Linked DNA regions of Homo sapiens: region 1 is linked to region 2. Evidence: chromatin loops called from intact Hi-C (ENCODE). Cell type or tissue: natural killer cell. All regions are shown on one strand.

What was found. Peaks named below come from ENCODE experiments on the same cell type or tissue, not always from the same donor. Only the 100,000 strongest peaks of a DNase experiment are listed, where the experiment ranks them.
Region 1: it touches region 2 in a loop (26-fold over the local background); 8 of 110 quality-filtered maps call a loop at or near these places.

What each region holds. Positions count from the first base shown.
Region 1 is chr1:109,199,749-109,202,248 of GRCh38, reverse strand. It overlaps ELAPOR1 (endosome-lysosome associated apoptosis and autophagy regulator 1), which reads right to left. Exons shown (of 22, transcript NM_020775.5): 19 at 2,269-2,395; 20 at 2,012-2,190; 21 at 1,349-1,514. Among named protein-coding and RNA genes, the nearest start is that of SARS1, 13 kb to the left of the region's middle. In natural killer cell, a CTCF peak has its summit at 968 (motif pointing left); DNase peaks (open chromatin) are centred at 938 and 2,358.
Region 2 is chr1:109,531,207-109,533,706 of GRCh38, reverse strand. No RefSeq gene overlaps it. Among named protein-coding and RNA genes, the nearest start is that of GPR61, 7.4 kb to the left of the region's middle. In natural killer cell, CTCF peaks have their summits at 714 (motif pointing right) and 1,218 (motif pointing right); DNase peaks (open chromatin) are centred at 686 and 1,246; H3K4me3 peaks cover 526 bases; H3K27ac peaks cover 500 bases.

The DNA.
Region 1 (2,500 bases), 330 kb after region 2:
CCCAGCATCTAGGGAGGCTAAGGCAGGAGAACCACTTGAACCTGGGAGGTGGAGGTTGCAGTGAGCTGAGATCATGCCACTGCACTCCAGCCTGGGAGACAGAGCAACACTCCGTCTCAATAAATAAATAAATAAATACATGTTTTTTAGAGACAGGGTCTCGCTCTGTTGCCCAGGCTGGAGTGCAATGGCACAATCATAGTTCAGTGCAGCCTCCAACTCCTGGGCTCAAGTGATCCTCCCACCTCAGCCTCCCAAGTAGCTGAGACTACTGGCATGCTCCACAACACCCAGCTGATTGTTTTTTATTTTGTAGAGATGGGGTCTTCCTATGTTGTCTAGGCTGATCTTGAACTCCCAGCCTCAAGAGATCCTCCAGCCTGGGCCTCCCAAAGTGCTGGGATTACAGGCATGAGCCAAAAATCTTAAAAATCCCCTGCTTTGCACCTTTGCTGAATTCTAGCAGTCCCAGATAGACTCAAGAGTCCCAGGGTGAACTGTTCTCCCATTCATTTAAAAAAAAAGAAATCGCAGTCTAAGGAGGCCAAGGGAGTCTCCCTAGCAGGTCAGCACAAAGGAAACAAGACTTAGCAATCTAAACACCCAAGCACGGTCCTTTCTTCACCACCTCCCAATACCCTCCTCCCTCTTTCCGCCCTCCCCACCCACTCCTATTGGGATGAACTGGTTCAGAGCAGTAGTCAGGTATGGGCACTGGCAGAGTTGTGCTGCAGAGGACTATAGCCCTGGAGGACCTGCTTGTATGCTGTCTGCTGGCCCCACACCCAGTGACAGTATTGTCTGTATTGCATTTATAAGCTTCATACTCACCCACCCACACAAAGCCAGCCCTCCCAGCTCAGAATTGCTCAGTGGGGAACAGCTGAGACTGAACTATGATTCAGCTCCCAAAGGACTGGACCCAGACACCTGGAAGACAGCACCCCCCACTGGTCAAAGGAGAGCCTGACTTCTATCAGAAGTTGATCCCAGAGATCACCTTTTCCCTTTTCAGTGAAAATAAAAAAAGGAGTAGGGGATGATTCTTACAACATAGATGGTTCAGTACTCCTTCTGGAAGTGAAAAGGCCCAAACAGTTCACTAACTGGAGTGCATGTTGAGAGAGAAGGAGCCTGATCAAGAGCAGCCTTGGGCCCCGGGGGAAAGAGTATTGGTGTAGAAACACAGAAGGAGAAGGCAGGATTTTCAGAGTGGGGAAATGGAATTGTATCGGGCGTGGGGAGCAGGGTGCCCATCCCTGAACGGTACAGGACCATTCAGTGTCTGAGGAGCAGTGTCTCCTCCAGCCCTCCAGGCTGACCTCAGTGCACTGGCCAGGACCCCTACCTTGGAGGTAAATGATTTGATCTTCCCAAAGAGTGACTTCTTGCTGGTAAAGATGAGGTCGTCCTCTACATCCTCGCCTTCCATGATGGCGCAGCTGTCAGCTGCTGGCAGGTCACAGTCCTTGAGAGTAGCATTCATCACCAGCTTGGAGTACTTGTACTCTAGTCTATAAAACAGGAGGATGGGAAAGACAAGATCCCAAAATGTGGGAATAAGGGGGAAAGAGGTAGAGAGGTTAGGCTATGAACAGGTCCTATTCCCATGCCATGGGTAAGGAGACTGAAGCATGGTAAAATGGTGTCAGGGCTGGGGTAATAGAAGGAATCTTAGTTCCCAGTTCAGTGATCTTTGTTCCTTAAGGCTGTCTGTTTCTATGATCTCAAAATTTAATGGAAATATCAAAATCATAATGTCATTCTCTGTACTGTTAATAATAGCAAACTGAGGATACTCTTTGCTTTTGAGAATTTAACATCCATTTATAGACTGCCACGTGGTACCATCCCTGTTCAGGAGTCAGGATAACCAAACCATGCACTGGATAAGTCACAGAGTCTGTAGCCAACTCCAGAGAAAAACCCCATTAATTTATACTTTCAGATATTCTCCCTGATCAATAATCCAACCCTGTCCATCCCCACACTCCAATACCGCAACATGTACTTTTGATTCTTTTTCCAAAAGTAGCAGGTCAAGACGGTGAGCAGGATGGCAGTACAGGTGCCTGCAGAGATGCCCACTTTCAGCCAGAAATCTATGGTTTTGCAGATGGTGACTCTCTGCTCAGGCAGAGAAATGCCACCAGAGCATAGCTTGGGTTCTCGCCACACGTAAGTAGTCTTCTGTTGGGGAGAAAAACAAGGAACTCAGATCTCCCATTCCCTTCTCTCATGGAAGTGCCCGATCAGAGGGAAACCCACCTGGATCCCAGCCACACAGCTGCTGACGATAGCATGGTAGTCAGCCACTGAGCAGAGCGGGCAAGCAGCCGCGCTCTCCCACAGGAAGTGGAAGTTGCAGCCATCACAGGTCCCATCCGAGCACGTTCTAGCAAAGCAGAAAAGAGACCTGAGCTCTCACTCGCTGGAGGGGTGGGGAAGATCTGGTTGGAAGCCTGTTGTCTCATAGCTTGCCTGATTTACCCTCTCCCTG
Region 2 (2,500 bases):
CCTGACCTCATGATCTGCCCGCCTATAGTGATGGGAGTCTCGCCATGTTGCCCAGGCTGGTCTCAAACTCCTGGGCTCAAGCAATCCTCCCACCTTGGCCTCCCAAAATGCTGGGATTCCAGGCCCAGCCTCCTGTCTTTTGGTGGGTCCTTTGATAAGTATTTACTGAACCCACAAGTTCCAGAGCAAGGGGTTGAATCAGAGACGAGGGATTTTCCTTGTCATTCAGGCCCAGAGGGAGAAATAAAAATCCATATAGGTCATCAAGGAGATAGTGCATGTGAATGTGTGACAGAGTGCACTCAGGAGAAAGGGGAGGTCACAGATGAAGTGATACAGCATCAAATGACTCTCATGTTTCTTAGGTGGGGCTCTGAGGATCTTTGGCCCAGGTACTCATGACTGACCATGTCCATTCTTCGGAGAGGAGGGGAAAAGGTGGAGTGGTAATTTGAGTGCCAGGAAATTCTCCCTATAGAGTAATGATATCATAAGAAGCTGTCCAGCCTGTCCTGAGAGGACATGGCATCTGGACTATCGGCTGGTCCTTCCACCCTGGAACGCCCAGTTCAAGGCCTACTTCTTTGGCCCTGGCCTGAAAACAAAAAGAACTGGGCTGGGTTTCCCAACTGAGAGCTCCACAGAGCACTCCCAGCAGTGCCTGGTGTCTGACTCTGGGGGGCACCCCTGCTCTATGTCTCTGGGTCAGTCGCCCCTAACCATCTCATCCTCAGCCAAGCCAACCCCTGCTGAGCCCAAGGGAACCTGACTCTTCCCTGTCCAGGCTGGACACCACTGAGCACAATGATACTGGTCCTGTGACCTCTTTCCCAGACATCTCCTTCCCTCCAAAGTCCTCTCCCTGCGTTCCTGCCCCACCTAAAAATAGCACCCCCCGACTCTTATGCCCATTGGTTGAAGGGAGGGACAGACTTCCAGACCTAGAACTCTGGGGGACTCCTTGGGGATCCAGAGATAGCTTGTGAGTGGCCCCTGGGGTTTCTGGGCGCCCGGGAGGTGGTCAGCCCTCACCCACATGCCTGGGGACCCTACTGCAGAATGGCAAGTGGAAGCTCAGTCTCCTGGATGGCCTCCCCTGGAGGGGTATCCCTGGAGGATGTAAATCAGCATCGCACGAGGCAGGGGTTCCTAGAGGGTGAGGTCCTGGGTGGGAAAGAGGACCCAAGCCTCTCCATTTCCGGCCCCCAGACTGCCTTGACAGCCAGCAACCACAAGGGGGCAGTGTTGGCCACAGAGCTGCAAAGAGTTGACTGCAGTCCCCGGTGACAGGCTTCTCCCCGCCCAACCGCCACCTGCCTTCTCCCTCCTGGAGACCGTGGTCCTATGGTGGTCCTGTGGACTCTGACCTTTTTACACCATCACAGTCGGCTGGGAGGACCAGGCGAGAGGGCCCTGGCTCGTTAAATAAAATCCCTCCTACTCCTAAGAGCTTATGAGGAAGAGATGGGCCGACTGGTGTCCCAGAAGGAGGCCTGAACCGGCGGTCCAGCGTGCATCCACATTTAGTGGGCAGTACGCTTTGGGCTGCTCTCCCAGCTTTTCGGAGCCCCGGCTTTTCGGAGCCCCAGCTTCCAATGAGGGATTGGGCCACGATTTTAGGCATTCTCTAAGGTCCTTTTCCGCCCGAGAATTTGAGCGTCTGAGTCAGCAGCTGCTGTCCTTGAGTGGCTTCTCTCTCCAGGCCCCGGACAGCTTCAGAGGCTCAGTCTGGGTGGGTGGAGGGATACAGGAAACAGCAGTGGGCATTTCTGATCTCTACAAACCAGGCCATTATTCTGGAAACCACAGTCATGAAGAGGTGCAGTCCTAGGACTGGGAAAAGACTGAGAAAGGAATGACCAGGGTCAGCTGGATCTCAGGAAGACCCCTCTCAGGGGCTCCATCTGACTGATTTGTGTGATTGTGTGAATGGCAGGATGGCTGGAAGCTGGCTGAAGAATGCCCTGTCCCAGGCCGTGGAGCTATGTTGAGCTTCCTTGAAGTAGAGGCTGCAGGAAGCCTAGACGTCCCTCCCTTCCGGCCCTCCTTACTCCCAAATCCCCACAACAGTCCCCTTCTCTCCTCCCCGCATTGCTGACACCTGCTTCTAGCTCCCTGCCTGAACCTGAACCTCCACCCACAGAGAGTGGAACCCACAGCCACAGTTCTAGGAGGGGATCCCTGCCTGGCCTTCCTATCCCTAGCCTGTCCTGCCCAGCCCTGTCCCTCCAGACCAGCCTCTGCTCACACCCACATAGCCCTGCTCCTGTGCCTCTGAGGCACTCTCTCCCAACTCCTGTAATTTCACACCAGGCCCCTGGACAGTGTGTGTCCAGCACCTCCGCTTCCCTGATCAGACATCTGATCCAGCACCTGGGGCCTGACCCCCACAAGCACAGGGTGTGTCCTGGTTCTTCTATCTCATCTCCTTTCTTCCTTGATGGCCCCATTTTCTCACTTTTCCTGTCTCCCTTATTTGGTTTCTCTTCTTTGATCTGTC